2 separate regions of the Homo sapiens genome follow, and region 2 is linked to region 1. A link is an interaction called in ENCODE POLR2A ChIA-PET data of the cell type or tissue named here. Cell type or tissue: K562. All regions are shown on one strand. Each heading gives the region's core, and the rest is flanking DNA. Links, peaks and the distances in the headings are about the cores only.

Region 1 (5,395 bases), core at 197-5,196:
TACACAAAATTGACTTTAAAGGAAGATAATTTTGAATGTTCATGTTGGTGTCAGCCTAAAATTTTATACTTGAGAGCGACATTTGAGAAAAGGTGGTTGATGGATATAAGGTTAGTCAAAAACACTTTGTCTCACTCACACTCCAGGCCTCTTCCTGCAGCACATGGCTTCTTTGCACCCCATGTTCAGGATCATTGCTATTTCTTTAGAGTACATATTTTAGAGGTAGAAATTAGAGATGATTGTTTTATTACTAGAGACTGCAGTCCTCTGCCCCTGTCTTTTCTGTATGGGTATAAAGTTCCCAGTAATATAATTGTAACCATTAGATGGTTTACAAATTGTAACAGGAAGATATTTTATGTGGAAATTTTAAAAATCCGCATGATTGGCAAAATCCGATAAAATAATCCATTTACTATATGCAGTATAAAACAAACAATTATAAAAGAGCTGGCTTGATCATAAAAGAGTGGCTCAAAGTATCAAACTGAATATGAAATATAGCTACAGATAGAGAATATTTACCAAGAACATTTTGACATGTGCCTAGTGCCATGGTTCTCAAACTGTGTGCCAAGGTTCCCAGGGTGGTGTAGCTAATTCATAGGGGCACAGGATATTTTAAAATTTTAGAGAAAATACAGAGGCATCTATTGGACACTATGTGAACTATCATAGATAAGTTCTTTGGACTTTACTAAATAAAATTGAGCAGTTGGATATTTCCTTTGTTTTTAAGAGTCCCATGAAACAATTATTGAACCATCAATGGTGCCTTAATCAAAGAAAGTTTGGAAACTTTTGTCCTAGAGTTGTTTTAAAAATTACTGTGATTTTTTTTTTTTAACCTGGAAGTTATTGTCTTTCACCTATTACACTGCCAACCACAGAACAGAATATTATAACAAAATTTATTTTCCACTTAACAGTGCTATGTATAGTATGATGAAGATAATCAATTACTTGTTTATACCAATTGATTCCTTTGTCAATATGATTTCAAGCATTCAATATTTGGTTTATTTGTTTTGATTTAATTAATGCAATCTCAAATAGGCAACTGCAAATAGAGAGGTACTTTGAAGGAGAGAGCCTGGACTTGGGATCAGATTTTACCTCATTCTGATGTTTCGATTGTCCTAATGTAAGTTATTAAGCTTCAGTTTCCTTATCTACACAATGGTGTAATAAGATCCATGATCCATTTTACGGAATTGTTACAAAGATCAAACGAGATTATCTAAGAATTGGTGCCTAATATTGTGCCTGTCTTATTATGTTATTTACAAGTGATAAAGACTGAGATAATGTAGTACGAGCAAAATACAGATCTTGTTTTGAAAGGAAAAAAGGATTTTAAAATCACACCTAGCATTTGATGACATTTCATCACTCACTCTCTTTGAGTTAGGATCAAACTCACTCTGCCATACATGAATGAGGCTTCCTCTGACTGAGGAAAACAACTGTTTACAGAAAAGCAGCAAAGTGCTGATGAAAACATTTGCTTGGTTTAATACAACCTTAGCCTTACCTGTTTTTATTATAATCACCAAGTTTTAAACTTTTTCTTTTCTTTTTTTCATTTTTTGGAGGCAGTCTCACTCTGTCACCCAGTGCAGTGGCATGATCTCGGCTCACTGCAACCTCCACCTCCCAGGTTCAAGAGATTCTCCTGCCTCAGCCTCCCAAGTAGCTGGGACTACAGGCATGCACCACCACGCCCAGCTAATTTTTGTATTTTTAGTAGGGATGGCATTTTGCCACGTTGCCTAGGCTGGTTTCAAACTCCTGCCCTCACGTGATCCACCCACCTCCCAAAGTGCTGGGATTACAGGTGTGAGCCACCGTGCCTGGCCAGTTTTAAACTTTTTCTGTTGTTGTTTTTTACTTGTCCTTTTATTAGAGCTCATGTTGAGAAACATCATATGAGTTTTAGAAAATGTAGTTAGTCACTGTTTTGGCTGTATAAAACTAGAAATATATTCACATCCTCATTCTGCATTTTAAAACATTGATTAACTTTTCAGATATGTGCTAAATAGCCATATAAAGTTACTGATTGAAATATTTAATTGCCTCATGAGATTAGCTTAAATAAATAGAAGTCGATGAGCCAAGCTTAATAAACTTAAAATATGCTGTATTTACTCTTCATCGGTTTTCTGAACAGTATTTCCGTTTCCAATAAAAAGGGAAACTCTCAGTTAATTAGTTCCTCATACACCGCAATAAAATTAATGTTTAGGAGTTAAATACCATAAACTTCCTCAGGCGTATTTGCTGATGTGTTCCTGTTTTTAGTTAATGTCACATGTTTCATTGTTTAATGGGAGTATCATGTGGGTTCCATTATATCTCTTATGCAAAGAGTTCACGTGTCTGGCATTTTAGGAGACTGCATACTAATTTCTGATTTAACGGTGTCAGCTATGTCAGCTGACATACAGGTTATTGGTGATGAGTGCTAAAACAATCAAAAATCACAAGCTAAAAACCATCAACATGGTACGCTTTTATCAAACTGACAAAATAGGAAATGTGTTGTCAGGATCCCATACTGTATGTTCTTTGTAAATAAGCAGAGAGAAAAGAGGATATAATCATGTCTTTAGGCTTCTGTTTTTTGTTTGTTTGTTTTTATTTTTTATTTTTTTGAGACGGAGTCTCGCTCTGTTGCCCAGGCTGGAGTGCAATGGCACGATCTCGGCTCACTGCAAGCTCCGCCTCCTGAGTTCAAGCGATTCTCCTGCCCCAGCCTCCTGAGTAGCTGGGATTACAGGCGTCTGCCACCATGCCTTGCTAATTTTTTTGTATTTTTAGCAGACATGGGGTTTCACCATGTTGGCCAGCCTGGTTTCGAACTCCTACCTCAAGTGATCCACCCATCTTGGCCTCCCAAAGTGTTAGGATTAAGGCATGAGCCACCATGCCCAGCTGGTTTCTGTATTTTTTGTGTTAGAATTATTGTGACCAGCTCTTCCCCTCTCCTCTGCCTTCCCAGAAGTTTATAAACCGATGACTTTGGGAGATCCTGATTTAGTTGTAAAGCTTTGTAAATGTTTATATTTGTAAAGAATTGAATTATTTTGGTACCTGAATGGCCAGTCATTTAAGTTCCCTTTTGAGGTAGTTACATTAGTGGTTTAAAAATATGAAATGATTGAAAAATAAAGAGAACTGGGTTCAAAAATGTATACAACATTCCATAATTATGTGGTGACAGTCATCTTCCACTTCTCATGAGAAAAGTGTTTCTAGGTCATTAAAATATATCTTTTGATTGAAAATGGAGTTGACATTATTGTCTTAAGATTATATTACTGAAAAAGGGATATGTCTTTGTTGTGGCAATCACAGTATTATAACTTGACATAAAAATAATAGCTTATACTGTACTTTATTATTTATTAAATATTGTCACATAATTGATTTTAATCATTATAACTGTGAGATGATAACTGATCTATATTAGTAACCAGCATTTAATCCAACTTCCACCCCAACATATGCACACTGCCACCACCAAAATACGTACACACAAGCAAACAAAAAAGCAAAGACTCTTTCTTTGATAAATTTCTCAGATTTTATTAGGCCATAACTAGCTTTTCTTTTAATCCATGTCATTTACTTTTTAACATTTAAGAACATCAGAATGTCATTCATTTTAAACCTAAAGCTCATTCAGCTTAGTATTCTCTTTTCAACATGAGTCTCCTCCTTCACAATGTATAAACATAAGATGGAAAGAGTGATTAATGGCACTCTGTGCTGTCAGCCAAAAGACTTCAAAATATGGAATTACCATATGAGTTTGTCATAGCTGAGCCTAACCCTTAGACTTCTAAGTTTTTATTTTTGTTGCCACGGCAAGAATGGAATTTCATCTCAGTAACAGACTAAGTTCATCAACCTGAAGTGTAAGCCCAGAAGAACAATATATTATTTTATCTGAATAAATGTAACAGTTCATGATACAATACAACGGAAATCTCCAGTAAGCATGTTCTAAGACTCCACTAGAAGGCAAACTTATGTCATAAGATTGATTGGAAAGTATGGAAGAAGAAAAATATTTAGTAAAACAAGCTAAGATAAAACATTTTGCTTCAAACTCTACAATAGATATATATTTTCCGTAAGGACTTAAAAAGTCCTGATTTTGAAATGTCATGTGGAATAGGATGCTGCATTAATTTGGATACAGGTTTAGCTGCTGTAAAAGGCCAAAATAGTACTAGCTTAAACATGATGAAAGAATATTTTTTACTTCCGTAATAATCTAAGCATCGCTTATATGGTAACTCCATGACATCCAGTCTCAGGCTTGCTCTCTTATTGATTTTACGGCTTTCCACAAATTGTAGCTTACATCTTATGGTCTTAGATACCTTATCCAGCTTCCATTTCCACATTCCAACAATGAAAAGAGAAAAGTCAGGCGAGAAAGAACTACAGCAACTTTTCAGACAGTACTATTTCCCTAATAATTGATTTTGGCTCTATTTTCAAAGAGTATACTCAAACATTTCTTAAACCTGTCTCTATAGTCAGCTCATAATACCCTTCATATTTTTTTTCTAATATATTAAAGGTGGCACTTTCTGACTGCAACAACCTCAAACAATGGAGAATTGTAGAAAACAAACTAAAAGTTATCTGCCTTCACTCACATACTCCTATAATCCCACTACCCAGGTGTAACTACCATTAATTTTATACATGTTTTTCCAGAGCTAGGTATACATGTAAATATGAATCCATTATATATATTTATATAAAAATATTTAGATATAGATGTGTAATATGTAGCAAAATAGCCTGTGTATTGTAATATGCATAATATGATACATATACTATGTATATTTACGATATGTACTGTATATCATATACCTGAGGATATATGCTACATAGATGACAAACTACTTACATGTATGAAAAATACATTATGGATATCTTCTTCCTCCATACTTTCAGATGTAAATTATTCTATATTTCCTTATGATGGATACATCGTATTTTATTTGGTTTCCCCACTAATGGACATTTAGGTATTTCTACTGCATTTACAGTTTCAAACCATGCTACAATGAATATTTTTGTATGCGCATATTGCCCCAAATGAATTTTTCATGTAACCAGTTCCATTTCTAGTATGTGATATTTTACTTTAGTTTCTTTCTGAACATTTTGCACCTGAGAGTTTGCATCTAAATTCTAATGCTCTCTGAGTTTGTTAATGGAGAATTTAAAACTTTCAAAATGGAGTGGCCCAAGTTATCTGTGAATTAGCATTCATAAGACTTGAAATCAGAAACTAATTGTCTGGCTTTAATGAATTCTATCAGAAAAAAAAAAATACAATGAAACAAGGGGTCAGAAGACCTTA
Region 2 (5,395 bases), core at 232-5,231, 99 kb after region 1:
AGTTAATCATAATGGGAAGCTTATGAGTCAAACAGACTTGTCCAGAATGAGCAGATTGCTAATTTGGATAGCTTTCTAGTTTCCAAGGTTTTATGTGGAGTTTGATGTATAATCACTAAGAAGCTGGCAATCTGCATAGGGAAGGTGAAATGTATGGGTGATCCTGCCACAACTGCTCTTTCCCTGGTCCTAATATGATAAAAATTAAGGATGGAGAAACGATTTCAATTCTATCGTGTGTCCAGGGGAGAGAGCAAAGGATAGCTCAGTATACATCCCTTGCAGTGTTACAACATAAGACGTATGACATTGGTGTCCTGAGAAGGGCACATTTTTATAGCTAAGCACCAAAAGGAAGGGGGAAAGCAAAGTGACAGTTCTAAGAAGGAATGATAGCAAGCATAAAGGAATTTATATTCAAATATTTAAACATTCTTGAAAGGATGCTTGAACAGAAATTCCTTTTCTCTGCTCCCCACGTAGAAATGAGTTTAACACTCAGCCAGATGCTAATGCAAAGTGACTCAAGCTATTCCTCGCAAGCATAGCTAAATTGCCGTTATTTGTTAAGCGCATTGAATTCAGCTGTGGATACAGCAGTTGGTTGCATTCAGCAAGCATCTGTACCCTTTTTTTTTTTTTTTTTAATCCTCCAAAGCAGAGACAACTCTACCTATCTCCCCCTTCTCTTCCCCAGTGCTGGCTGGGAATTGTCAAGTGACAACCGACCAAATCCTTTTGGACAGGAAGCCTTCATCCTGAGTTCTATATACTTGCAAAGCAGGCCTTGTGGTTGGATCAGGGAGCCCATTAAAAGTACTTTGATGGTATGGAAATTCATCTTCATGAAGCTCCTAGGCCCCTAAGCAGCGTGCTGTTTAGCTGTGGTTACAGATCAGTCATTCACATCGGAGGGCAATAATTGCGCTGACGGCTTGTAAGGCAATGGAAGTACATAAAATAATCCTAGGCCTTCCACCATGGCACTGTGAGTTAATCTTCTCTAATACAGATCAGCTGTTGTTCTAACACATGACTTTATGCTGGCTTCAGTGACTCTGCACAGCCTTTTGATTAAGTAACAGGAGTGGAACCATCTGCATTCACTTTATTCCATACTTGTCCATTGTTAGGGGACCTTATTGCCACTTCTCGTTCCATCTCCACAGTCATACTTTATTTCTCTGATTAGCACCTCCTACTTGGGTTGCAGGAGTGAGAGTTGCCTCCGTTGATAGCTACTGCTTCAATTTTCCTTTCTCTTTTGTACAGTTATAACAACTTTAAAAAAATCCATTTTTGAAATAATACCTTCCAAAACCTGTTGGACAGTTAAGATGTCTCTGTTCTCAAGATGATCATCATTCCTGAATCTCTTCATCATGTACTTTCAATGCAGTTGAGTTACATCTTGAACTATGGTCTTATAATTTAGGAGTTTTTAAGTGAAAAACTTAAATTATGAAAATGAAGTAGTTTCATCATTGTAGTAGTATGGCAAACTCTTGTAATATAAAAGGAAACCTCAATCAACGGATCTGAATTATCTCATCCCTTATGTTACTCTGACACCTGAAAATGAAATTGAGATTATTGAAACTCTTTGAAGCAGGTATTACTCTAGTTTGTGGTTGACTTTTCCTGTTGAAATAACTTGGGTGTCATTTCTAGAATATTAATGATCAATCTATGTCTGTGTACATCATGAAAATGAGATAATAATGTCACACTTACATCTTTTAATTAGTAATTATTCAACATTAGCACATGCTATGTATTAGAGACGGTGGTAGGTACTGGAGGTATTGTATTAAACCAGAAAATATGAGCTCTGCCTTTATAGAACTTACAGTTTGGATCAAATTATTATCTGACTGCTACTCATTACATATTTATGTGTGTGAGCCCACCTATAGGAATTGAATAAAGACTCCATATTGCTTAGCATGTCAAATCAGTTACATCCTTGAGTTGACAAAGGTAGATATGTTTTCTCTCATATAAACCACATATCTATGCATATAGTGTTATTTTTCTAATACTTATCTTTTTATTAGAGTTTTATAATCACTCAATATTATCTATGGCCAATAAATATGTGGATTAGTAATTGGTTTGAAATTTTGCCATAGAGTTTAGTGAAAGACATAAAAAATATATGATAAATTCCTCTTACATTTTGCACTATTATCTTATATCACTTGAATCCCAAAAGAAGGGCATTTTTTTCTGTCTAAAGTAATACTCCCGGCCAGGCACGGTGACTCAAACGCCTGTAATCCCAGCACTTTGGGAGGCCGAGGCGGGGGGATCACGAGGTCAGGAGCTCGAGACCAGCCTGGCCAACGTGGTGAAACCTTGTCTCTACTAAAGATACAAAAAATTACCCGGGTGTGGTGGTGCACGCCTGTAATCCCAGCTACTCAGGAGGCTGAGGCAGGAGAATAGCTTGAACCTGGAGGCGGAGGTTGCAGTGAGCCGAGATCACGCCATTGTACTCCAGCCTGGGCGACAGGGCAAGACTCCATCTCAAATAATAATAATAATAACACTCCTAACTCCCCAAACCCAGAAAATATGTGTAAGGTAAGGAGTGAGAGAGATAAAGCAGAAAGAAAGAGGGAAAGGAACTGGGAGAAAGGAAAAAAAGAAAAGAAGTTCAGCCGGGTGCTTTACATCAACATAAAAGATATCATGACCTGAGCTCCAGATGATTGAAATCTTGTGGTGGAGATCTGTTTTCTTGGGTACACAGCCTTATACACATTAACTTTTCTTCATATCTCAAATAGCCAGCCACGTGGTTATCCCAGCTAGAAGGTCTTAATTCTGAAAAGCTGTAATTGGACAGTGAAAACAATTAGAGGTGTGAAGATAGGGACTGATGATTTCTCAGTGATATGTACCAAAACACATCATGAAAGTCATTTTTACCGAAACACATTTTAATGGAAGACTTCTAAGAGATTTTTTTTTAACTTCTTTACTTTTCCTGGAAGTGTTTCATCATACCCAAGAACTGTATGTGTCAGGTTTCTTGGAAACTCTGGGACACAGTGTTATTTATAATTGTCATCTCTGGTTAATTGTAGACTGATTGTATATTCAAATAATGTTATCTTTTGCCACACAGCTTTGTCACAGATTAGTGTTGTGGGTGAAAAAGTGAGCTTCTCAGGTATGAAGGAACAGAAAGAAGCCTCTCATATTTTGTTTTGTAAAAAACACACTTTGCTTCATTACCACCCAGATGGCACAACTTTGTTCATAGAGTCAAGTACAGATTCTTGAGCTTGTGTTTGAAAGTATCCATATTAATAAGAGATTATAAAAAGCTCAGTTTTTGTTGTCCTGATCCCACCAGACAGTCTTAATACAATAGAGGCCCAGTGCACTCAGCCGAAATGAGAAACAGACCAGAAGCTTTTCCGTTTGTGTCACTCACTCCATATATACTTAACCTGGGAAGACTGTGCCTTTACTGTCATAGCTGTTAGGAACGAGTTTCGCTACATGTATCAGGAAACCTGAATGTAGTAGCTTAGATAGTGATTCATGGCCGGGCACGGTGGCTCACACCTCTCATCCCAGCACTTTGGGAGGCTGAGGCAGGCGGATCACCTGAGGTCAGGAGTTTGAGACCAGCCTGACCAATACGGAGAAACCCCGTCTCTACTAAAAAATACAAAATTAGCCAGGTGTGGTGGCGCAAGCCTGTAATCCCAGCTACTCAAGAGGCTGAGGCAGGAGAATCACTTGAACCTGGGAGGCAGAGGTTGCGGTGAGCCAGGATCACGCCATTGCACTCCAGCCTGGGCGACAAAAGCGGAACTCCGTCTCAAAAAAATAAAAAAGTAGTGATTCATTTTTATCACATAATTGAAGCTCAGGACTAGGAGGTTGGTGGCATGAGTTCATCAACTTGATATCAGAGTTGAAATCTGTGATTCTCTTGTCTTTTCCCTTTGGGTCACAAAATGGTTGCTGCACCTACAGCTATCCCATCCCCACGAAGGCAGGCAGATTCAGGAAGGAGAAGTCATTTTCTCTTTGCTAACTTCAGTCTTCATTCATACGGGGGTATTTCATTCCTCTTCTCAAGCTGACTTCCACAAACATCTCATTGGCTAGAACTGGGTTATATGAACATCTTTAAGACCATTACTGGCCAAAGGAAAAGAGACTACTTTAAATTGATCATGAATTATTTTTTACCACTAAATTAGAGAGCTAATCCTGTCTTCTCTGAGATCAGGGGATATCTTCAGATCAAAGGTAATGTTAGCTGGGAAGGAAAGAAGGGCAATGGCTACTGGGTAGGAACAGGCGATTGTCAGCCACAGGCATATTACAAAAATGACATCAAAGCTCTCAAATATTTCCTTCATGAAACTGGTTTGTTTTGTTTGTCTTATAATTGTTACCATCTATCTATCTTTTGCCCTTCCACTCTTACATGTCCAGGGTCTTTTTTTTTTTTTTTTGAGGCGGAGTCTCGCTCTGTCACCCAGGCTGGAGTGCAATGGCGCGATCCTGGCTCACTGCAAGCTCCGCCTCCAGGGTTCAAGCGATTCCTCTGCCTCACCCTCGCTAGTAGCTGGGACTACAGGCGTGTGCCACAACGCCTGGCTAATTTTTTTGTATTTTCAGTAGAGGCAAGGTTTCACCATGGTCGCCAGGATGGTCTCAATCTCCTGACCTCATGATCCGCCCGCCTTGGCCTCCCAAAGCGCTGGGATGACAGGCATGAGCCAATGTGCCTGGCCCATGTCCAGGTTCTTATACCTTGTCTGGGGTTCACAAAGAATTGAATGACACAGAAGCATGTGCACAAGAAGACGTTGCTTGATAACAGGTTAAATCTATAAACGTATATTCACATACACACCGTATACATGTTAAGACCAACTTCTGTATTTCTTTTCTTATGTAAAACAGATGTCACTCACAAAAATAAGCATGCATATGTGTGCATATATCTCTTAAGGCAGAGAATTTATTCACTGAACATTAATTGCCTACAGTGTACCTGGAATATAAACATATAATGCATGCTATGAATTCATCTGTCATTATAAATCATAGCTGGAAAAATGTCTTCCTTTTTCTGCTGAGCTTTAGTGAAAATTCTTTGTAATTTTCTGTCAAATAAGATGGAAATTTGGTAAATAACATGTATATTTTAATTAAGAATTTACTCAATAATGACAGTAGTTTCATTTTTGACCCTTTCTGAGTCATATTCATAAGAAGCCTTACCACAGACTATATAGGCTGATTGTAAGTAAAGGTTAGTTTTGTTTGTCTGGCACTTGGAAACTCGTCCATTACAACCACCTCTTTCCTGCCATTGTCCAACCCTTTTCTTTCCCTTTAACAGAGTGCCAAACATGAA

The links. Peaks named below come from ENCODE experiments on the same cell type or tissue, not always from the same donor. Only the 100,000 strongest peaks of a DNase experiment are listed, where the experiment ranks them.
Region 2: POLR2A ChIA-PET joins it to region 1 with 6 read pairs; 2 of 35 experiments call an interaction of 5 or more read pairs at or near these places.

What each region holds. Positions count from the first base shown.
Region 1 is chr12:23,656,158-23,661,552 of GRCh38, reverse strand. The region is part of intron 7 of SOX5 (SRY-box transcription factor 5); the gene reads left to right. Among named protein-coding and RNA genes, the nearest start is that of SOX5, 290 kb to the left of the region's middle. In K562, for the core only: no CTCF peak of the experiment used is centred there; no DNase peak of the experiment used is centred there.
Region 2 is chr12:23,557,065-23,562,459 of GRCh38, reverse strand. All of the region lies in intron 11 of SOX5 (SRY-box transcription factor 5), which reads left to right. Among named protein-coding and RNA genes, the nearest start is that of SOX5, 390 kb to the left of the region's middle. In K562, for the core only: no CTCF peak of the experiment used is centred there; a DNase peak (open chromatin) is centred at 2,859.